Linked DNA regions of Mus musculus: all the other regions are linked to region 2. The links are chromatin loops, found by intact Hi-C in ENCODE. Cell type or tissue: heart. All regions are shown on one strand.

Region 1 (8,000 bases), 84 kb after region 2:
GAGATGGTTCAGCATTTTAAGAGTACTTGTTGCCCCTGAAGAGGACCCAGGTTTGGTTCCTAGCACCCACATAATGGCTTGAAACCTCTGTAACTCTAGTGTTTTTTTTTTTTTTTTTTTTTCCTGATCATTCAGTTATCACCCTAGCCCTGCCTGTTTTTAATTTTTTTTTTTTTTTTTTCTTCCAAGACAGGCTTTCTCTGTGTGGTCCTGGCTATCCTGGAACTTATTCCTTAGACCAGCTTGGGCTCAAACTCAGAGACCCACCCACCTCTGCTTTCGGAGTGCTGGGATTAAAGGTATATGCCTTTATGCCCAGCTTGGTTTTTGTTTTTGTTTTTTTTGTTTTTTGAGGCAGGGTTTCAATCTGTATGCCCTGGCTGACCTACAGCTTGTTATATAGTCCATGTGTTGAACTTGCTGTGATCCTTTTGGCTTTGCCTCCAGAGTTCTGGAATTACAGGTGTATGCCACCAAACCTGGCTGAATGCCTTATTTGAATTGTCTTTGCTTAATATGAAACGATGGGACTATATTACTTTACTTTTTGTTACTTTTTATTGCAATATGTTTGCATTCAAGTTGTAATGTAATTTTCAGCAATTTTTCTTATTTATTTATTTGTATGTATGTATGTATGTATGTATGTATGTATGTATGTATGTATGTATATATTTGTGCATGCACAAGCCCAGAAGCTAGGGGAAGATATTGGGTGGTCTATTTTACCCTTGAGACAGAATCAATCTCCCACTGTCTTTTGCCTCTGCTTCTTTAGTTCTATTGTTACAGGCTTCTGTTGCCACACCTGGTTGTTGTTTAATCTTAAATGAATGTCTGCTTGTATGTTTGTTTTTCCTTTTTTTGTTTTTGAGTCATGGTTTTCCTCTGCTGGTTAGGCTGGCTTGAAGCATACTATATCTTAAATTTGAGATCCTCTGCCTCAGCCTTGGGATAGCTGGGATTAGAGGCATGTGCCATTACGTCTGGCTTTTGACTGTTTTAAGTTTTGAAGCTTTTCTCTCAGTTGTTTGGTGATTGTTGTTACCTGCTTATCACTTAAAACGAAGCACCGAGATATATTGTTTGGTGATCACAGTGATGTTTGCTAATGCAGCCTCCTTGTAGGGGTTCTTACTAGGTTGCCTTTGAGGTCATTATCTGTAGTTCGTTTTCCTTTGGCTAATTAGAGTCCCAAGTGAAAAGTCTGCCAGTCTATTGCCTAGAGTGTAAGTGTGTATGCTGTGAGCCAAGGGAGTAGAAGAGCACTTAGGGTTTCAATATACACGTTTTAGAATGGCTTGGTTTCATCATCCTGTTTTCAGTATGGTTGCCCAGGTTCTCAGCCTTCCTTCTTTCTCCTTGTCAGAAGATTTCATTTACTGCCTAAAGAAAAAGAGTGGTAGGTGTGGAAATTCAGGAGCAGGGTTAGTTACTCATTCAAAAAGCTCTGAATCCAGCTAGTTTTTTAGTTTAGCCTTCACTTCTTTCTAATTCTGGATTTGCTTATTCTACATATGTACTATAAAGGGCATAATATAATGGTGTGTGACTTTGTGTCTATGTCTTTCACTTAGAATGTTTTCAGGCTGTAGCCTTTCTTTCCTTCCTTCCTTCCTTCCTTCCTTCCTTCCTTCCTTCCTTCCTTTTCTTTTCTAAAAAAGATTTATTTATTTATTATAAAATAACTAAGTACACTGTAGTTGTCTTCAGATACTCCAGAAGGAGGAGTCAGATCTCATTATGCTTGGTTGTGAGCCACCATGTGGTTGCTGGGACTTGAACTCAAGACCTTCGGAAGAGCAGTCAGAGCTCCTAACCGCTGAGCCATCTCTCCAGCCCCACCTTTCCTTTCTTAATGAGAGATTCTTGTTTACTGTGTTGCTTCAGCCTGCTAAGTAGGTTGATTGCAGTTGTGTAGCACCACAATAAGTTTTATTTATTCTTCCTTACTAGGTTATCCATTAATCTATTGAGAATTATCTGATTTTTTTAACCCTTTGGCCATTTCAAATAATGCTATTATAAACATATGTGTCTAAGTTTTTATATAGACATATTTTTATTCTCATGAATACATAATTGAGAAGAATTGCTTAGTCCATAGTCATTCTTTTCATTGCATTTGCTTTTTGAGATAGTAGTCCAGACTGATCTGGAACTCACCATGTAGCTCAGGCTGGCCTTGAATTTGTGCCAGTCCTCCTGCTTAGTCTATTGAGTACTTGAATTTCAGTTATGAGTCACTGTGCTTTGCTAAAGAATTGAAAGCAGGGCTGGATTGAGGAGCCAGGTGTATATAGTCAAGGGTGATCTAGAATTCTTAACCTTTTGCCTCAACTTCCCAGTGCTGGTATTATGACCTTGTGCTACTATGTCCATCTTGCTTGATTATTAATTGATTGATTAGTTGATTATTGTTGTTGCTCTTATTTTGGTTTTGAGACAGGGTCTCTTTTTACCCCCCTCTCATCTCTGTTTTTGAGACAAAGTCTTGCTCTGACAAACTCTTTCAGTAGTTCTCCTGCCTCAGCCATCCACATCCTGGGATTACTGTTGTTAGTCATGAGGCAGAGACAGGAGAATCACTGTAGTTCAACACAAGGCAGGTATACATAGAGTTGTAGGCGAGCTTTGTGTACATGGCAGTTTGCCAACCAATCACAGATACATAGTGAGACACTCCCTCCCCTATTTCTCTGTCTTTAAAAACAAAAGGTGTTGGAGGACTTCATATAGAACTTGATGTACTATGTTTGTTTGCCCAGTATTTGTAACACCTTAGGTTCAGTCCTGAAAAACACAAAACAACAAAACTGTATTACTGTGTCCCGAGCAGCAATGCGGCAGAACTTAAAGTGTTTTTTCACAGTTGCTCTTCTCTATCTTTGTGGGAACATGACCATGGACAGCACATAATTGAGTGTGGCCAAGTTCCAATAAAATTTTATTTATAGACACAGAATTTGAATCACATTATATCCATAAAATTTTCTTTTAAAAACCATTCTTAACTTGTAGGCTGTCATTTAAAAACAAAAAACCAGGTGGTAGGACAGATTGGGCTCACAGGCTGTATTCTGCCAGACCCTGGTTTACTGTTCGTAAAGACGTGAACATGCTCTCTGTATTCTCTAGATTACTGTCTGCTTTCCTAGGGCCCTCTGGTGGCTGATAGAACATTTACAAAAATTAAATTAGTCAAAATGGTTCTGGAGCATCATGAAGTCTACGGTTGAAAATCTCAATGACTGTTAAAGTGTGGTTGGAGTGAGTGCCATCGTCTCAGAGTTAGGACTTCTGGACACGTGGGGAAAAAGATGAAACTATTTTGTGTGTGTGTGTGTTCATGTCTTTGTATTACTTTAAGACATTGTGTGGGTACACTCATGCTCCCGTGCATGAGGAGGGTAGAGGAGGAGGTCAGGTGTTTCTCTGTGACTGTTCTATGGTTTTGACACAGGGCCTCTCGTTGAACCAGGAGCTCACCATTTCAGCTAGGCTGACTCACCTCCCGGGAACCCCTGAGACCTGACTGCCTCTTAGCCCTCGGTGCCAAGGTCACAGACACTTGGAGCCATGCCCACCCTCATTTATGGGTCACAGGGGTTTGAATTCAAGTTCTCATCCCAGTACAGAAAGCACTATTACCCAATGAACTGTTTCTATCAGCCTCAAGACACCATTTGTGTATTTACTTGTTTTTATCTACAGTTTGCTGGGAGGAAGTTACAAATTTCAGCATTAATCAACTGCTGGAATAACATTGATAAAATAATTACATTAGAATGAAACTATAAAGACTTTCAGCTGGGCGTGGTGGTGCACACCTTTAATCCCAGCACTCGGGCGGTAGAGGCAGGAAGATTTCTGAGTTCGAGGACAGCCAGGGCTATACAGAGAAACCCTGTCTCGAAAAACCAACCAAACAAACAAACAAACAAAAAAAAAACTTTCATAGGTGATTTTTATTCAAAACAAGATTTTTAAAGTACATTCTTAAGTAAAAATTTGTTTTTTAAAAAAATTGGATTGTATAATGATAAAGAATATAGTAGTTGCTAGTATAGTTGTTGCTGGCAGGACTTGCTTAAATATAAAAAAACAAGGGGTGGGTTTTATTTAATTTTATCCATTTTAATTTAATTTATTTTGAGACAGAGTTTTTCTTTGTAGCCAAAGCTATCCTTAAAGTCTCAATTCCACAGCACAAGCTAGAGTGCTGGGATAACAGAAGATGCATGCCACCAGGCCTAGCGAGGGAGTAAATTGAATAGTCTAAATTTGTGAAGATTAATGATCAACTATAATTTAATATCCTCAGTCAGCTATTTTTTATTTAGGTAAAGAATCTAGTGGTGTCTGGTCGCTTTTTGTTTTAATTAATTTGATGTGTTCGATGTTTTGCCTGATTATGTCTGTGTACCATATACATGTCTTGTGCCCTCGGAAGAGGACATTGGATCACTGGGACTGGAGTTTCAGACACTTGTGAGCTTCTTTATGGGTGCTGGGAGTCAAATCAAACCCAGGCCCTGGAAAGAACAGCCAGTGCTCTCTACTAATGAACCACCTCTCCAGCCCCATCTAGTGGCTTTGTAACCTGATCTGCTGTGTGCAGACGTGAATTCTTGATGATACGACTACTGAGGAAGAAGATGTCTGTGTTAATTATATACCCTTCCTAAAAGAAAAGAGAAATCTTGAATTTTACTACAAGGAAAATACCTACAGAGAGTAAATAATGTGAATAAGAGGCCAGGTCAATGTTAATGGTGGGGCAGTACAAATAACAACAAAGCATACCTCTACCAGAAATTAATAAAATCCCATCTTTAGTTGTTTGGTTTTGAGACAGAATATCATTGTGTGTCCCAGATGGGCTTCAAACTCACAGCCTGACCTGGTCTGGTTTAGAACTGTCAATCTTTCTGCCTCCTAAATTCTAGTATGAACTATCCATCATCTCCTCCCAGCCCAAAGGTGTCTCTGTCTCGCCTGTCTCTCCCTCATTTCCACCTTCCTCCCTCCCCACTCTTGTATTTTTGAGATATGGTTACTCTGTGTAGCCCTGTCTGTAGTCTTGGCTGTACTCACTCTGTAGACAAGGCTGGTCTCAAGCTCATAGAGATTCACCTGCCCCTACCTCCTGAGTGCTGGGATTATAGGTATGCACCAACATCACCTGGCTCCCAAGGCGCTTTTCAAAGGCTCTGCTTCACTCAGTCTTAAACTGCAATTGTCAAATACAGTACAATTTCTATCCTTAAAAAAAAATCCTTAGGGCTGGAGAGATGAGTCTGTGTTGAAAGCACCTGCTGTTCTTGCAGAGGGTCTAGGTTCTGTTCCTAGCATCCACAAAGTGACTTACAGCCTTCTGTAACTCCAGTTCTAGGGGACGTTATGCCACCTTCTGGCTTCCAAGGGAACTGCACACATGTGGTGTGTTAATATAAATGCAGGCAGACACACACAAAATTAAAATAATAAAATCTCTAAAGACTTTAATTAAATTCAGGTTTTAGGGGGGGGATGTGGGTGTGTGTGCACATGCTACTATGTGTGTGGGGTGGTATAGGGTGTGTGTGTGAGTGTGCACATGCCATTGTGGGGTGGAGGTGCACATGCTACTGTTGGGGGGGGTGTAGGGTGTGCACATGCCACTGTGTGTGTGTGGGGGGGGTGTAGGGTGTGTATGTGAGTGTGCACATGCCACTGTGCTCAGATAGGAGTCATACAACAGTGTGCAGGAGTTGGCTCTCTCCTATCATGTGGGTCCCAGAGGTTGAACTCAGACCTTTTGGTTGGCTGTAAGGACCTTTATTCACTAAGCTATCTTGCTAGTCCAATTATCTTATAGTTCTAAGATGGTTTTAATTTTTGTGTGTATGCAAGAGAGTACACAGAAATATACCTTCTATAAAAAACATTCATTATTCTCAGATTATAATTTTTGGAAATGTAGAAGTAAAGAAAAAGAAGGTCGCATAATTACATATTTCCTTATGTAACATATATTCATATCTGCAAAAAATGAATAAATGTATTTTTAAAAAGTCAACCTTTGTTGTTGTTGAGCTATGGTTTGACCAAATAGTGAAAGCTGGCTTAAAACTCACTATGTAGGCATTGAACTCTTAGTAATCCTTCTGCCTGCGTGTTGTTAACATTTAACAGACAAGAATCACTGTGCCCAGCTCTTTTGTGAAGCTAATGACATGCATTTTGATGTCCAAATGTTTTTCCTCAGGATTGTTTCTACTGTTTCATCTAATAATTTATACACTTGAATTTTCTAATTTCTTCTTTTATTGACCTTTTTGGTTGTGATTTTTTTCTTTTCTTTTTTTTTCATAGATCTTGAACCAGATGATTGTGCATCCATTTACATCTTTAATGTAGATCCACCTCCATCTACTTTAAACTCATCCCTTGGCTTACCACATCATGGACTGCTGCAGTCTCACTCTTCTGTTTTGTCACCATCATTTCAGCTCCAAGGTTACAAAAATTATGAAGGAACTGGTGATATTTCTGAATCTAAATATAGTCCATTAGGTGGTCCTAAACCCTTTGAGTGCCCAAGTATTCAAATCACATCCATTTCTCCTAACTGTCATCAAGGAACAGATGCTCATGAAGATGACCTACATATAAATGACCCAGAAAGGGAATATTTGGAAAGGCCTTCTAGAGATCATCTCTATCTTCCACTTGAGCCATCCTACCGGGAATCTTCCCTCAGTCCTAGTCCTGCCAGCAGCATTTCTTCTAGGAGCTGGTTCTCAGATGCATCTTCTTGTGAATCTCTCTCCCACATTTATGATGATGTGGACTCAGAGTTGAATGAAGCTGCTGCACGATTCACTCTTGGTTCACCTCTGACTTCTCCAGGTGGCTCTCCAGGAGGTTGCCCTGGAGAAGAGTCCTGGCATCAACAGTATGGATCTGGACACTCCTTGTCACCTAGGCAATCTCCTTGCCACTCTCCTAGATCTAGTATCACTGATGAGAATTGGCTGAGCCCCAGACCAGCCTCAGGACCCTCATCAAGGCCCACTTCTCCCTGTGGTAAACGACGGCACTCCAGTGCTGAAGTATGTTATGCTGGTTCCCTTTCACCCCATCACTCGCCTGTTCCATCCCCTGGTCACTCTCCTAGAGGAAGTGTAACAGAAGATACCTGGCTCACTGCTCCTGTCCACACTGGATCAGGCCTCAGCCCTGCACCGTTTCCATTTCAGTACTGTGTAGAGACTGACATCCCTTTGAAAACAAGGAAGACTTCTGAAGATCAAGCTGCCATACTACCAGGAAAATTAGAGATCTGTTCAGATGATCAAGGGAACTTATCCCCTTCCCGGGAGACATCAGTAGATGATGGCCTTGGATCTCAGTATCCTTTAAAGAAAGATTCATCTGGTGACCAATTTCTTTCAGTTCCTTCACCCTTTACCTGGAGCAAACCAAAGCCTGGCCACACCCCTATATTTCGGTGAGTTGGTAGAAATGGCTGCTGATCACTTTTTCATGCTTCCAGGTCATTTGCATTGTATAACTACATTATCTGACCTCTTTTCCTCTCCCTTCCTTTCTCCCTTTCATTTCTTTTCTAGTCTCTCCTTCCTTCTCTCTCCCCTCTCTTCCTTGTTTTTCATTTTTTTAAAAATAAATTCTATTGGTCAAATAACTTAGAAGTACTTTTTTATTTTTCTTTAAGTCTTTAAAAGTGTTTTTAAATTGACTAAAGTTACGTTTTAAAAGTAAATAGATAGGGGCTGGAGAGATGGCTCAGCAATTAAGAGCACTGACTGCTCTTCCAGAGGTCCCGAGTTCAATTCCCAGCAACCACATGGTGGCTTACAACCATCTCTAATGCGATCTGATGCCCTCTTCTGATGTGTCTAAAGACAGCGACAGTGTACTCATATACATAAAATCAATAAATAAATCTTAAAAACAAAACAAAAAGACGCTAAAAAAATAAAATAAAAGTAAAT
Region 2 (8,000 bases):
GGAACTTCGTTTATTATTCTCTCAAATTCCAATAAAATAGTCTTTGAGGGGAAGAAAAACCAGAAAGAAAAAAAAAAGGATTAAAAGGATATAGAGAGAGGTAGGTTTCAGGGAAGGGGCCTCACCTGCCACAGTGGATACATTGGCTAAAGGGTTGCACGGTAACACTCCTACGGAGAAGGTCACCATCACGATGCCACCGTTCTTCTTCTGCAGGAATGGTCAAAGGGACACTCAGCTTGGATCCCAGCACAATTATGTGCCTACCTATAACCCTTGTGAGAAAGCTTTGGAGCCTGAAGGAGATTTTCCCTCCCTGGCTTTGTGTCAATGAGGGAAGCTTGACCTTGATTTAGGTAACGTCTTGCCCTGGATTGGAGAGATGTAAGAATTTCATCTTCAACAATCTCCCTACCCCAGGTTCAAGAATTGAGAGGCCATGGTTTATGGTTTTGTGGGGCAGAGAATGCTCGCTCTGAGGGTTAAGGGGATGAAGGGACGGGGATTCAAGTCTTTCTTTTTCTTTTTTTTTTTTTTCTTCAGAATGCCTCACACAACAGCCAAATATACTTCTGCAAAAACAGAAGATAAGTGCCAGTTCTGTGAATTCTCTTCTTCTCGTGCGAATCCATAATCTATCACTGGTTGACAGAAAGGGGTTCAATGAGAAGATGGGGGTTCAGGTCTTAAGTTAGGTTCCAGGGCTAGGAAATCTCTCACCAGAAGCTGCAGGAGGTCATCAGGAAGATTCCGAGCATTTGGGCACACAGCCCTGGCAGCGGAGTGGGAGAAAATCACAGGGGCTTGGGATACTTCCAAGGCCCGCCTGGCTGCAGCATCCGAGACGTGGGACAGATCAACCATCATACCTAAGCGATTCATTTCTGCCACCACCTTCTGCAGGGACAGGTTAAGGAGGAGGGTGTCGGGGCTACACGTATGCACACATTTACCTTTCAGGAAAGGGGGTGTGTGTTTGTGCGGAGTTCTTACCTCACCAAAGCTGGTCAGTCCAGTGACACTGCTGTAGAATGCGTGGACACCCTTGGATGAGGTCTCTGCCCTGAAGGACAAGCATGGGGCAAACTAACTGATGGTCACACCCCTCCAAACACTACCCCTGCAATCCCACAGAGCTGGTTCACAGACCCAGGTTGGCAAAAGGAGGAATCCCAGTCTGGCTCTTATCAAAGCCCTGTGTGCGAGTCTCGGGAATCTACGAGGGCAAACCTTGGTCTTTGTCCACAAGGGCAGATTCCCGCTTTGGAGGTCTCTGTGCTTACCAGGGTGTGTTGCAGGTGTGTGTGAGCGTCAGGTAGCGCACCCCCAGCAGGTAGAAACTTCGAAGCACAGCGAGGCTGTTGTCTAGTGAATGGCCACCTTCCACACCAATGAGGCAAGCCAATTTCTGGGTGCTGTTCAGAGCTGTAGGCGTAGGTCAGGTGATTATTTTCAGGAGCTATACAGTAGCTTCATCCATTCCCCCAATACCCTGAATAAATCCACTTAACTTTAACTGAGGTCACAAGTTCCAGCTCAGAATAAGAGGCACATATTCTGCGAATGAGGTCTATCTGCTCCAGAGTGAGACGCAGGGCATCCCGGTCCTGCGTCTGGCATGGTACGTAAGCAGACCAGAACTGGAGGCAAAGCCAGGGGTTGGTTTGTATAGGAGAGCTACCTTGGCCTTACAATGGACAGACTTGTGGGTTTAAAGGCCACATGTAATGAATCTGACCCATCTAGCCACAGGCTTATATTAGGGCTTTTTTTTTTTTTTTTTTTTTAATTTCTTTGTCACTATGGTAACTGAGTTCCCATCTGACTAAATTGTCATTTCTGGGGCACCAATTTCTTCAACCTTCCTCAGCAGCTCTCTCTCTGTGTGTGTGTGTGTGTGTGTGTGTGTGTGTGTGTGTGTGTGTGTGTGTACCTGGGCTCCCACCAAGCCATCTTTAAGCCTATCCAGGCTGGTCTGGCCATGGGTGAAGTTTCTCAGGTTAGCATCTTGTAGTCCATTCTGGTAAAATTGTCTCAGGACAAGAGGCATGTCATTGTGGCTGTAGAAGAGTCAAAAAAGAGGTTAGGTCAAACAAAATTGGCTGAGTACTTCTGCCTGTGATCCTAGCAGTCAGAAGGCTAAGGCAAGAGGATCATTTAAAGTTTCAGGACAGTCTAGTCTAGGCTACTTTTTCATTACGGATGGGTGTGAGCCACCATGTGGTTGCTGGGATTTGAACTTCAGACCTTCGGAAGAGCAGTCAGGTGCTCTTACCCACTGAGCCATCTCACCAGCCCAGTCTAGGCTACTTCTAATGAGCTCTGTAATAATCTGGACACACACACACACTGTGCCCCTTTGGTTTCCAAGTCTAGCAGAACGTATTTCTGACAGCTTCTCCCATCCTTACCATCGTTACCTAGACCATACTGAGATCCCCCAAAACCTGGGCTGGGCTGGGACTCCTCACTAGAGAAGTGATAGAAAGAGGTCACCCACTGCTGATAGGAGACAGCATCTAGGGGTGGGTAGTAGGAGAGGACCTTTATTAGTACAGCAGGCTCCGAACCCTCTGCACCCCAGGTGTATGTTCAACCCCGTTTCATTCTGGCCGCCCCCAAGCCATCCTTACACACCCATCTATAAGCGGGAACTCCTGCATCAGAGCTCTTGCGCGATCTCGCAGGTCTGGGAAATTGGGGTTGCCAGGAGTGGTTGGAATGCTGGAAATGTCGGGCTTGGTGAGTGCTCTGGGGATGCTTGATGTAGTGGAAGCACCAGAGAAGCCTGGTTTTGTCTGGGTCCATATTAGAGGCTGTGAAGGCCCTAACAGCAGCAGCACCAACAGGAACACTGAAAGCCCATGGCCAAGCACCCAATGACCCTTGAGGCCCGTGAGCGACATCTTGCTCAGGGCGGAGCAAGCCGGCACGGATGAGGGTCGCGAAAGCCTGAGAAGGACAGAAGGCAGTGATATAATCCTGAGCCTCAATTTAAGCCACGCACAGACCAGGTCTGGTGAGAAGAGGTTTGAGGTCACCAGATTCCAAACAGCCGCTGTACGGGAAAGAGGTGCATGACATCCGCCAGGGGGAGCTACAGACCTACTATCCCCGTCTTGAAGTGCACTTCCGTGGCCTGCTTCTGTCTAGGTTTCTTTTGTCCAATGTCCCCCCTGTTTACTGTTCCCAAGGGACCAACCCAGGTGATTCCTAGCTGCGACTAGGGACTGTTCTCCAAGAAAGTAGACCCGTGGTGTTTCTTTCACAGTGAAAGGGCCTCTAGCTCTTTGCAGACCACATCTTGTCCCTGACTACCTGCAGCCTTCCCTGACTTCTTCAAGGGACACAAGTACCGAGACACACTGACCTCTCCACCTTATCTACCATCCTCTGAAGACTCCAGCCAGCAACTGGGAACTATTAGGAACACACACCTGCATGCCCCAGCCCTATTCAAGGTGAGGACTGGTCTCCCTCCTCAGCAGATGCTGTGCCCACCCAGGACTCTCCTATTGATCATGTGAGGTAAGAAGAGAGTAAGCACCTGAGTGCTTCAGGGAAATACTTAGTAGCACAGGAACAAAAGTCTGTCAGCTAGAGAGATGGAAGGACATGGAATACCTTCCAGGGCAGCAGAGCCCCCCATCCCAGCACCTTCCTCCTGGGGCTGCAGGCTGACCTCCTACCTCAGTGTGGAAGCCAGGGCAGATGGATAAGCCCTCAGACCTGCTACTTGTGTCCAGCGGCTCCACGCCTGGTGTCTGAGGCTCTTGAGGCCAGAGCTCTCCCAGAAACCTCAAGGACTTAGTTCCTGTCCTTACAAGCCCCACCCTGTTTCCAGCCTGAGCCCTTACCCTCTCTGCTTTCTCCAGGATCAGCCCTGGCTTCATGCATGCACACACAGAACACAGACACCACACACACACATATAACACAGACACCACACATATAACACACACACAAACACATACCATACATGTACACATTTCCCCCCCCCCATACTACACACAAACACACACACACACACACACACACACACACACACTGGCCATGTATGTTTTTGTAGAAGTCCCATCCCTTAAGGCAGTTTCAGGGTCTATGCTTATACTCCATTAAAAAAACCTTTTCTGTTCTGACCCCTGGCCCCCACTGGAGAGGATCCAGTTTTTGCAACCTTCCTCAGGAGGCATGGGGACTTGGAGATGTCAAGAAACCCTCTTTCAAAAAGGAAATGGAGTCTGGACATGATAACATTTGTCCCAGAACTTGAAAGACATAAGCAAGTGTATCTCTGTGAGTTCAAGGCTAGCCTGGTCTACATAATGAGTAGGCCAGATAGAGTTACAGAGCGAGCCCTGTCTCAAATGAATAAATATATTTTGAATTTAAGAAGGAAATGAGCAAACTCTTCGATAAGGAGGCAGAAAATTTGGACTACCCAGGACGATGTATTTGTGTTTTCGGGACTGTACATTAGTGTGCGCTGCCTGTAGTAGTGCTATGCTAAAAGTAGCCAAGTCCTTGCCTGCTATAGCTAGTAAGTAAGTCCTTGCCTGCTATAGCTAGTAAGTAAGTCCTTGCCTGCTATAGCTAGTAAGTAGGTTTCATTGGTAGGCCCACTCTAGACCGCGTATTCCTTTGGGGCTGTGCTTCACACCAAGGTGTTCTTTGCTGGCTTCAGACCTGGCTCCTTTCCCTCCCCTCCCCCACTGCCACTTTCGTGCGGGCCAAGTTGACAAAGGGGAAGAGAAACTCTCAGGTTTTCCGGTCTCCCTGTCACCATTGTGGGTTTGAGGGTAAATATCACACTTGTTTTGTTTTTTTTTTTTTTTTTTTTTTTTTTTTTTTTTTTTTTGGTTTTAGAGCTTTATTATAGAAATGCAGGAGAAAGAGAGAAGGTAGAAAGGAAGAAAAGAGAGAGAGAGAAAGAGAGAGAGAAGAGAGGAAAGAAGAGAAAGAGAAAGAGAAAAGTGAGAGGAGAGGTAAGAGGACAAAGGAATAAGAGAGTGAGGTGCGGGCCGAGCACCCCGCTTGTTCTGTTCTTAATAAGCCCCAGGAAGTTGAAGGGTATAAAGAATACGGCTTGGAGAGAGAGAGAGAGAGAGCTTAGTGCTGAAGACACTGGCTGCTCCTCCAGAGCACCCGGGTTTGATTCCCAGACAAAATATCTATACACATAAATAGAATAAAATCTTGAAGAGAGGAAGGGAGAGAGAGAGGTGATGACTTAAAAGTATCTTCTTCATTGTTCCCTATCTTTTTTGAGGCAGGGTTTCACTGAACCTGAAGCTCATCACTTCAGCGACCCTGACTGGCCAGCAAGCCCAGAGATTCCACCCTCTCCCCCCCCTCCCCCCCTCCCCAGTTCAGGGTGAGAGGCTGCTGTGCCTGACTCTTTGCCTGTGTACCAGGGATCCACACTCAGGCCCACACGCTCATACGTCCTTACCAATAGAGCTAATTCTCCCGCCACTGCAACAGATTACAACATCTATTTACTTATTTCTTTGTGTGTCTACAGGTGTGGAGGTCAGAGAACTGGAAGGGCTTGGGTCTCTGCTCTCATCATGCATGTCTCAGAGACCAAGCTCAGAATGCCAAAGCTGGCAGCAAGCACCTTCACCTGCTGAGCTGCTGAGCATTTTGTTTCTTATGGTTTTTTTTTTAATTTTTAATTTTATTTTATTTTTTTGAGACAGGGTTTTTCTGTATAGCCCTGGCTGTTCTGGAACTCACTCTGTAGACCAGGCCGGCCTCAAACTCAGAAATCCACCTGCCTCTGCCTCCTGAGTGCTGGGATTAAAGGCGTGCGCCACCACACCTGGCTAATTTTTTAATTATTTTATGTGTATGAGTTTTAGTTGCATGCTTGTGTCTACCACATGAATGCCTGGTGCTCTCAGAGGTCAGCAGAGGGAATCGGATCCCCAGAGACTGGAGTTATAGATGGTTGTGAGTCACCATGTGGGTGCTGAGAATCTAACACTGGTCTTCTTTTCTTTTTTCTTTTCTTTTCTTTTTTTTCTTTCTTTCTTTTTTTTTTTTTTTTTTTGGTTTCTCTGTGTAGCCCTGGTTGTCCTGGAATTCACTCTGTAGACCAGGCTGGCCTCAAACTCAGAAATCCGCCTGCCTCTGCCTCCCAAGTGCTGGGATTAAAGGTGTGTGCCATCACTGCCCAGCCTAATTCTGGTCTTATTGAAGAGCAACAAGTGCTACTGACCTCTGAGTCATCTCTCCAGCCCTGGCCCTATTTTGAAGCAAATCACAAGGCTGGGATCTAGTTCAGTAGTAGAGGGCTTACCTAGAGTGTGCAAAGCTTGAGCAATAGCTACAGGGATAAGAGGAAATAAAAAAGGTAAAGAACTCATAGACACACATTCCATTTATATGTAAATTTTTTTCTTAGAAAGTCAGGGCTTTTAAAAGCAAATCACTATAAAGGCATCTTTAAAAGCTCATAGTCCATTTTCTGGTGTTATTTCTTGTATGTGTGTGTCTGTATATGTGTATGCACATGTGGCTATACATGTGCTATGGGAAGAACATGGAGGTCAGAGGACACCTTGTGGGCATTAGTTCTCTTCTCTACCACGTGTGAGCTGGGGATTAAACTCAGGCTTGGTGGCAGGTGCCTTTACCTGACCTTCCTAAAAAAAAATTTTTTTTTCTTTTTTGAGACAGAGTCTCACTCTGCAGCTCAGGCTGGCATAGAAGTTACTCTACAGCACAGGCAACTCTCAAACCCATTTCATTTATCTTGCCTCAGTCTCCCAAGTGCTGAGATTACAGGTGTGTGCCACTATACCAGATTGTCCTAAACTGTCATGTTCAGATCCTCACAACCGCCCCCTTTCTATAACTATTTGGATTTCAATATGAAAATGATGTATGATGATGAACACGGTCCTGGTTTAGTTTGCAGCTCTGAAAAGAATTGATTCTTTGCAATTGACTTGTTGAAAAAAAATTATTAGTTTGGTCCTTGGCATTTTCCATGGTTTTGAGTTTACTGGTGATGTTCTATGGTGTCTGATGTGTTCCTCAGTTCCTTGTTTCTCCTATAAACTGGCTTATTGGGAAAGCTTTTATTTACTTGTTTATTTGGAAGTGTGTAAGTTTTGTATTAACCATCCTGTCCTTAACTTGTAGCTTAAACAATCCTCCTTTGTCAGCAACCTGACTAGCTAGGGCTACCTATAGGCATGAACCAATGTGGTCAGTTACAGGAAGGGGGTTTTTGTTTTGAGACCGAGTTTAACTATATATCCCTGGCTATCCTGGAGCTCACAGAGACCTATCTGCTTCTGCCTCTCAAGTACTGAAATTAAAAGTATGTGCCACTATGCCTGGACTATAAGAAGCTCTTAAAACTGTATCTCCAGGCCTTCACCTTAAAAGCTTTTGTTAAGCTGGTATGGGTGTTTAAATCTCTCATTCTCAACAGTAGGATTCCAAGGTGCGCTCAAGGATTCCCTATAGGAACACGACTCTAGAAACTTCAGAGTTTCTCTGTAAAGGAATTTACTTTAGGGGAACAGGAAGGCTTGACTTGATCTTTGGCTCAAGTCAAAGATTGTTACATAAACTCATTCTGTTGGGCAGAAGGGACCTCCCCCCAGGTCCCCAGTGCCAGAATGAGCTGAAGTTAAAGGAACATGGAGGCCTTGGGTATGGGGTTGGAGATGGGTTTGCTGGACTTGGTCCACAGTGTTCCAGCTCCAGCTAGCGCGTCGCCCCGGGGCTCTTGATTCTGTCTCCTAAGATACTAGGCAGGAATCTCCTTTATTAACTACTGCTCATTTCTTCCAGGTTTAGGAAGTCCAGCCACTCCTGGCTTGTGCTGGTGGCTGCTGGCATGATTCAGAGCAGAGCATACTCAGAGAGACAGCTCCGGTTTGGTCCCTCTGTATCTTCTCTCTGCACTTGTCTCCTCAACTCAGCTCAACTCAGAGCAGACCGCCCCTTTCTGCTTCCCAAGACGCCTCTAGAGGACCAAG
Region 3 (8,000 bases), 130 kb after region 2:
GAAAGCTGTGCTGAATTGTTTCCTGTTGTTGCTGGTGGAGATCAGAAGAGGGTTTCAGACTCCTTCAACTTAGAGTTTACAGATGTTCCTCTGCAAGAGTAACAACTGCTCTTTACTGCAGAAGCTGTCTCTCTAGCCCCATATTAACCTTTTTTTTTCTTTTTTCTTTTTCTTTTCTTTTTTTTTTGAGACAGAATCTCATGCAGCTTAGATTAGAGATTCTGTAGTTTTCTTATGATTTGTTTTGTGTTGTAGCTCTGTAAATGGATCCAAAGGCTTTGTGTATGCTAGGCAATTATCTACCACAGAGTCATACTCCCAGTCCTCTTAGAGCCTCTGTCTGATTTTGATACTGGATAATGCCTTGCAAAGAGTTAGGAGTTATTCTGTTCTCTTTGATTTTTTTTTTTTAAAGTAGGGAAGGTGAGTGAAAATCACTCTTATTTTTTAAGATTTATTTTTTAATTATGTGTGGGTGAGTGTGTGAGTGGGTATTTGTACTTGAGTGTGTACAGGTGCCTTTGGAGCCTAGAAGAGGGTATTAGGTCTCTGGAGGTAGAGTTTCAAGCCTGATAAGATTCTGAGATTCAAATTTGTGTCTTCCATAAGAGCAATACACGCTTATGCCTGCTGTTTGTTTATTTGGAAGACTGCTGCTTTCCACAGAGCACAATCTTGAAGTATGACCAACTTAGCCCCATCCCAAAAGGCCTCAGTGTCTGCTGGCCTCTTTGCTTATTCCTACACTTATTTCTAATGTATATGTTGATTTATCCAAAGTCACACATTTCACCTACACCTTAAAGTCTGTTTTGGAGGTTTACTTTTTAAACAAGCACTCTCAGAAAGTATGATTTTAATTGATCTCTTAAAAAGAAAAAAGAACTTGGGGCAGTAAAAAAAATTACATGACAGAGTTTTTTAGTTTGTTTTGTTTTTAACTCCCTTGTGAGAGTACATTACTACAAATTGGCTCAGCTTATGTTTGCTTAAGATAGGAGTATTAATGTTTAAGGATGCTGCATACAGATTCTGTCCTTCAAAAGATTTTTTTGTTTTTCAAGACAGGGTTTCTCTGTGTAGCCATGGCTGTCCTGGAACTCACTCTGTAGACCAGGCTGGCCTTGAACTCAAGTGCTGCCTCTGCCTCCCAAGTGCTGGGATTAAAGGCATGCGCCACCACTGCCCAGCAAAAGTTGAACTCTTACGTTTGAAGTTGTACAATAAAGACCCAGAAGAGTTCTTACAGGTCAGAGGAACTTCTTTTCTTATCTACTGTGATAATTTAAAACTGAATTTACCTTCTTAAAGCCAATAAAAACATTACCTTTTTAATTCAAAATCATCTATTATGCCTGGCAAATATTATGGTGGCACACACCTTTAATCCTAGCACTCAGAGGCAAGAGGCAGGTGGATCTCCAAATTCCAGGACAGTCAAGGCTTTACAGAGAAAGCCTGTCTGGAAAAAAGAACAACAACAACAAAAAAATCATCCATTACCTAAACTATCTGGATTCCAGTATTAAACTATCTAATAAAATGTGGGAAGTCAAGGAGAATTTAATTCCTCTTACTCAGGAAGCAAAATAGAAAACAATACTGGGCAGTGTAGTAGATTAAGTACAACCTCTGGTTTGTTCCATTCAGTAGTGATGTTGTCTTCTTTGACACAGACCAGTTTATATCTGACTTGGAACACCAGCCATCAGGTTCAACAGAGAAATGGCCCAATCACAGTGAGTTCTCATGTCCAGTTCCTTTCTGGAGAATCTAGAGGGTGAGTGTTGATTAAAATGTATCATTGTTCTTGTACACTAGTCTGGTATTTGCATGCCATGGCTGGATTTGCATGTGCTACAAAGGAGGGGTATGCACAGGCATCCTCATGGTAGGCCCGGCCCCTTCATTGTCTTTGTAGGTACACTTTCACTTTTATACTTAGGCTCTTACACCTGATCTGCAAATTTTAGTTCTAGTTTTTTTGTTTGTTTCTGTTTTGTTTTGACAGGGTTTCTCCCTGCCCTGGTGTTCTAGAACTATTCTCTGTACACCAAGCTGACCTAGAACTCAGAAATCCACCTGCCTCTTCCACCCGAATGTTGGGGTTAGAGGCATGCACCACTACCACCCAGCTCAAGAGCTTAGTCTAGTTTTATTGAGAGGCGAATGTTTAAATAAATTTGTTAGAACCAAGGAGACTTCTCGGTATATATAAAACTTATTTATGGCTTGGGTACTTTGTAAGTTTGTTTGCTGGGCTGATGAAATAATTCAGTGGGTAAAGTACTTACTTCTGGCCTAGCCTGAGTTTAACCCCTAGAACTCATCTGGAAGAAGAAAACTGGCTTCCTCGAGTTGTTCACTAACCTCCATGAACTCAACTGTGGCATGAGCTGTGAGTGAGCACGCACATACACACACATGCACACACACACTGAATACAATTTTTTAAAAATAAAGTTTAGTAGCTGGAGTACTAAGTCTATATAGTTCGGATCAAGTACTCCTAAGTTAGATACAAGACTGTATGAAATAGAAGTAGAGCAGAAAATTGTGTCCAGTATTTAGAGATAATCTAGAGTATTCATCCTTGATCGCCCTTTAGACCCACATTTGTACTCCTGTAGTTCATCTGTGGCTCTACTTGGAAGAACACCAAAGCCATAGTAACAGCATAGGTTCTGTGAAATAGGACCAAAGCCTTTGGCCTCACCCTCAATGCTGTCTACAGTCTTCCCTCACTATTGGATCAGCTCCTTTTTCAGATTCTTTTAGAGTCACTTAGAGTATGTGGGTGAGCATGGTGGTAGTGCCATCCTCCTAGCTACCTGCTGAGGAGCTCAAGTTCAAGAAGTGTCTCAGAGTTGAGTTTTGTTTGTTGTCGTCTCCTCCGCTCTTTCTTCTAGGATCATCTCCCTGTGTAGCCCTGGCTGGCCTTGAACTTGCAATTTAGATTAGATCAAACTGTCCTTGATCTGCTTCTGCCTCTGCCTCCATCTCCTAATACTAAGATTAAAGGCATATGCCACTAAATTCCACCCAAAAAGGAAAATGATTACAGTGCTTGTCTGGCACGTAGAGAAGTCCTGGGTTCAATTCTCAGTGCTGGAGCGAGGGGAAGCATGTGATAGAAATTAAAAATACATAGCCAGGCTGTGGTGGCCCACGCCTGTAATCCCAGCACTTGGGAGGCAGAGCCAGGCAGATTTCTGAGTTCGAGGCCAGCCTGGTCTACAAAGTGAGTTCCAGGATAGCCAGAGCTATACAGAGAAACCCTGTCTCGGAAAACCAAAAAAAAAAAAAAAAAAAAAAAAAGAAGAGAAAAAAAGAGAAAGGAACTAGAAATATGTGGATTCCAGTTACCAAAATGCCATTTGATTTTAAGATTGTTCTTTTTTATGCATATGGGTATTTTGCGTGCATGTATTTCTATGTACCACGTGTTTGCCATGTGTGCCCTTGAAGGCCAAAAAAGTGCGCTCCTTCTTCTGGAACTAGAGTTATAGCCCATGTCAGTTGCTATTAACTTTCACTAGAAAAGGCCTTAGGTGGCATGATTAATACTCAGGATTTTAAGATTTTTTATAAAATCCTGTTTTTGGATCTTGCTGTATGTACATCATGTGTGTATGGTATCTTTAGAAAATAAAAGAGAGCATTGGACCCCCTGGAATTGGAGTTACAGATGACTTTGCACTACCACGTGGGTACTGAAAATGGAATCTATCACCTTTGCAAAAACAGTCTTCACTCCTGTGCCATCTCTCCAGCCCAGTATTATAGGAGTTTGAGATCTCTTGATTACCAGACAAAACCTTAGAACCCTGGATTTCTGACTTCTTTAAAAGCTAGGACTACTCTGCTATCACATAATTCCTGTCTAACTGTGATAGAAACAGAAGTGTTTATTCCACTCATATAACAGTTCATCATCAAAAGCAGTTAGAGCCAGCAAGAACTGAAGCAGGGACAGAACCTGGAGGCAGGAGCTGATGCAGAGGCCATGGAGCAGTGCTGCTTGCTGCTTTGTTCCCTGGGGCTTTCTCAGCCTGTTCTCTATAGAATCCAGTACCACCAGCCCAGAGGTGACTCTACCCATGATTGACTGGGCCCTTCAATCACTAATTATGAAAATGCCCTACATGTTTGCCTGCACCCTGATTTTTGGAAGCATTTTCTCAATTGACAAAATATACTCATCTCTCAAATAATTCTAGCTTGTGTCAAGTTAACAGAAAATTAGCACAGTATGGAAAACTACAGAATTTTAGCTAGAAAACTTTAAATAATTTAGTGTTGGGAGTGGTTGGTGTGTATCTTTAACTCCAGCCAGCACTTGGCAGGCAAAGTTACATTAGTAGATCTCTGTGAGTTAAAGGTGTGCTTGGTCTCTACAGTGAGTTCTAGTTCTAGTGTTTAACCGTTCCGTGTTCTTCCCATATGTAGATCACCAATTTGTCAATAATGATGTTCATCACTAGTTATATTGGCTTAAAAAAAAGTATGTGTGTATAGCTAGTATATATAGTGCTCAGAGGTTAAGAGCACTTGCTCTTTCAGAGAACCTGGGTTTGGTTCTCAGCCCCACAACCTGCACTCCAGCTCCTGGGAGTCTCACACCCTTTTCTGACTTGTTCATGCATTGTTTGCACACATGTACTAAACAGACAGATGCAAGAAAACACAGATGATAGTAACTTTAAAAGGATGTGAAGCTGTGAAATGAAAGAATCAGATATAGAGGGGTGTGGTCTAATGTTTGATTTGTTATAGAGGGTGGGGTCTAATGTTTGATTTGTTAGATGTGAAGGGGTGGGGTCTAATGATTGATTTGTTAGATATGGAGGGGGTGGGGTCTAATGTTTGATTTGTTTGTTTGTTGCTTGAGATGCTGACTTATCCAGGCAGAGGCTGTTGGGTCTCTGTGAGGTCAAGGTCAGGTTCCTTGATATATAGCAAGTTCCAGGACAGCCAGAGCTACATAGACCCTAAAAATAATATAAAGATAAGTAAACCTACATATTCTGTGTTGCCATTATGGTATTGAGCTTAGTGTCTGTTTTAAGATGTGTTCTCACCTTGTAAATGCCTGGTCTGGTACTGGAATGTACACCAAACTGGCCTTGCATTTAGAGATTCACCTGCCTTTACCTTCTGAGTGTCAGGATTAAAGGCGTGGGAATAATACTTGGTCTTTATTTCTGTTAATAGTGTATCAAACTAGCATAATAGGGATCCCAAATTATAATGAATTAATTAGAATAGGATTCTCTTTTTAATTTTTTTAAAATTAGATATCTTCTTTATTTACATTTCACATGTTATCCTCCCCTTTCCTGGTTTCTCCTCCAAAAACCCTCTGTTTACCAACCCACCCACTCCCACTTCAGAATAGGGTTCTCTTGTATCTCCTACTCGTTCAGTTAAGATTCTTTTTTCCTTTTCCTTTTTTTTTTTTTTTTTTTTTGAGACAGTGTAGTCTTGGCTGTCCTGGAACTCACTCTGTAGACCAGGCTGGGCTCAAACTCAGAAATCCGCCTGCCTCTGCCTTCAAAGTGCTGAGATTAAAGGCATGTGCTACCACTGCCCAGCCTCCTTTTGATTTCTTGTTTTTCTTTCTCCCAAGTTTTATCAAAGCAGTTACCACTTTGATGACTAAATCTTAGTCCACTGAGAGGAGTGGAGGAAAGGGCAAAGAGTAAAGCCAGAGGGTGATGAGCAAGGTATATTCTCCCTTTTTGTCATAGTACAGTGGAGAGATCTTCACCAGCTACACGGGCAGCTGAGAAGCACTCTGAAACTGGATTGCCAAGTGACTAGCTAAATAAACTTCAGTTACCAATGAAGACTGCATGATGCTGCATGTGGTGGTGCATGCCTTTAATCCCACACTTGAGAAGCAGAGGAGAGGGGGCTGGTGAGATGGCTCAGTGAGCAAGAACACTGACTGCTCTCCCGAAGGTCCTGAATTCAACTCCTAGCAATCACATGGCGGCTCACAACCACCTGTAATGGAATCTGATGCCCTCTTCTGGTGCATCTGAAGACTACTACAGTGTACTTATTTAAATAATAAGTAAATCTTTGGGCCAGAGTGAACAGGGTTGACCAAAGCAAGCAGAAGTCCTAAATTCAATTCCCAACAACCATATGATGGCTCACAAGTATCTGTACAGCTACACCGTGTACTCAGACACATAAAATAAATAAATCTTTTTTTAAAAAGAGAAGCAGAGGAGGTAGTTTTTTGTGAGTTGGAGACCAGCCTGTGAGTTCTAAGGTAACTAGGGCTATGTAGAAAGACTTTGTCTCAATTAACCAAGCCAAAAAATATTGAGACAGCAAAAAAATTCCGATACCTGCTAAATATTTTAGAATTTATTTCTGTCTTTAGCTTGAGAAGGCACATTGATCGGGCTTTAATAAGTTAACAAAAAATATTTTTGATACATTCTAATGGTAGCTCAATCTATCCTTGACCTTCTGATCCTCCCACGTCCAGCCTAAATATTTCTCCCATAGTCTCTCCCTCCCATCTGCCAATCCAGTTACATACAGGATGTCTCTAGTATGTAACTCTGGTTGTACTAGAACTCACTAAAGTTCACAAAAGATCCACCTGTCTCTTTCTCTGCTGGGATTAAATAAGAGTCCAAATAGGACCCAAAATCCATTACAAAGATGAAAGAAAGGCCCTTTGAATCAGTCCTTATCACCACCCTGGGCAAAAAAGGGAAGGAAAAATTATTTTGACAGAAGGTAGAGGCAAGAGTGTCTCTGTAAATTTGAGCCTAGCTTGGTCTACATAGCTAACTCCAAGAAAGCAAGGAATATGTAGAGACCCTGTCTCAAAAAACAAACCAAGCCAGGTGGTGGTGGCCCACGCCTTTAATCCCAATACCCCAGAGGCAGAGGCAAGCAGATCTTTGGGAGTTCCAGGATAGCCAGAGCTGTTACACAGAAACTGGGGAAAAACATACCCAAAAGCCTCTTGAGTTTTTGTATATTTGTAAGTATTTCAAAGATATACCCTGGTCACCTTGTTCGTCCTCATCTGATTTTGAGGGGTTTTGTTTGTTTGTTAATTTGTTTTTTCACCATACCAGTTATTGTGAAATACAACTTTAGATTCTTTTGCATGGGAAGTATCCTTAAAGGGAGGCCTATGACTATATAACACCCTGTTCTGCTGTGGAGGACATTTCAGAGCACTGCTAATTTGACCATTTCCTAAGGAACATTTTGTTGTCATTACTGTTTTGTTTTGGCAGCTGCAGATACTGCTGGTGTTTTTTACTTGTGTTGTGCTGGCACAGACAAATTCAGGTGTTGGGAGTTAAGAGTTGTGAGCTGCTAAACTGGGCCAGATGCTATGACCTACATAATCTGTTGGTACTGGTAGTAAAGACTGTTGACTTTTTGGGCTTTTAGTTCATTTCATTCTTTGAAGGGAAGAAAATGGCTAGACATAGTATCACACACCTTTCAGGAAGAGGCTGGTAGATATCTGAATTCAAGGCCAGCCTGGTCTACAAAGTGAAACCCCGTCTCAATAAATTTAATACAAGGAGCTGGGCATGGTTGTACACACCTTTAGCTCTAGCATTCAAGAGTCAGGAGGATCTCTGAGTTCAGGCCAGCTTAGAGAGAGTTCTAAGACATGGAGGGATGCATAGAGAACCTGTCTCAAAATACCAAAAACAAAGAAGAAAATGGTACAGTAGGGAACTAAATATCTCTTTTACCATCTGAAAATGGCAGAAACATGTAAAGCATCGTATATAATTGATGAACTATGATACAAATAAGTGAATGAACACATACATTCAAATGAAGTGAAAATTGAAGTTGCTTCTGGATATGATGGCACCTGCTTGTAATCCCAGGAGGGAGGGAGAGAAGGGGTAAAGAGAAGAGACGAGGGAGAGAGAGTTTTGAATACATATGTATAGGCAGAGAGAGAGAGAGAGAGAGAGAGAGAGAGAGAGAGAGAGAGA

Evidence for each region. Hi-C counts contacts between places; a loop is a spot of excess contacts. Peaks named below come from ENCODE experiments on the same cell type or tissue, not always from the same donor. Only the 100,000 strongest peaks of a DNase experiment are listed, where the experiment ranks them.
Region 1: a loop joins it to region 2, with 6 times the contacts of the local background. A loop is called at or near these places in 5 of 42 quality-filtered maps.
Region 3: a loop joins it to region 2, with 7 times the contacts of the local background. A loop is called at or near these places in 9 of 42 quality-filtered maps.

What each region holds. Positions count from the first base shown.
Region 1 is chr8:106,072,247-106,080,246 of GRCm38, forward strand. It overlaps Nfatc3 (nuclear factor of activated T cells, cytoplasmic, calcineurin dependent 3), which reads left to right. Exons shown (of 10, transcript NM_010901.3): 2 at 6,358-7,495. Among named protein-coding and RNA genes, the nearest start is that of Nfatc3, 17 kb to the left of the region's middle. In heart, CTCF peaks have their summits at 3,164 (motif pointing left), 4,594 (motif pointing left) and 5,392 (motif pointing left); no DNase peak of the experiment used is centred here.
Region 2 is chr8:105,987,959-105,995,958 of GRCm38, forward strand. It overlaps Dpep2 (dipeptidase 2), which reads right to left and starts at 3,815. Exons shown (of 11, transcript NM_001301204.1): 1 at 3,690-3,815; 2 at 2,638-2,952; 3 at 1,934-2,060; 4 at 1,511-1,640; 5 at 1,284-1,425; 6 at 994-1,063; 7 at 721-897; 8 at 126-210. The coding sequence starts at 2,906. LOC115485637 (a small nucleolar RNA gene) reads right to left here and starts at 673; the gene lies at 543-673. In heart, a CTCF peak has its summit at 3,087 (motif pointing right); a DNase peak (open chromatin) is centred at 3,093; H3K4me3 peaks cover 888 bases; H3K27ac peaks cover 1,086 bases; H3K27me3 peaks cover 1,086 bases.
Region 3 is chr8:106,117,646-106,125,645 of GRCm38, forward strand. All of the region lies in intron 9 of Nfatc3 (nuclear factor of activated T cells, cytoplasmic, calcineurin dependent 3), which reads left to right. Among named protein-coding and RNA genes, the nearest start is that of 1810019D21Rik, 14 kb to the right of the region's middle. In heart, no CTCF peak of the experiment used is centred here; no DNase peak of the experiment used is centred here.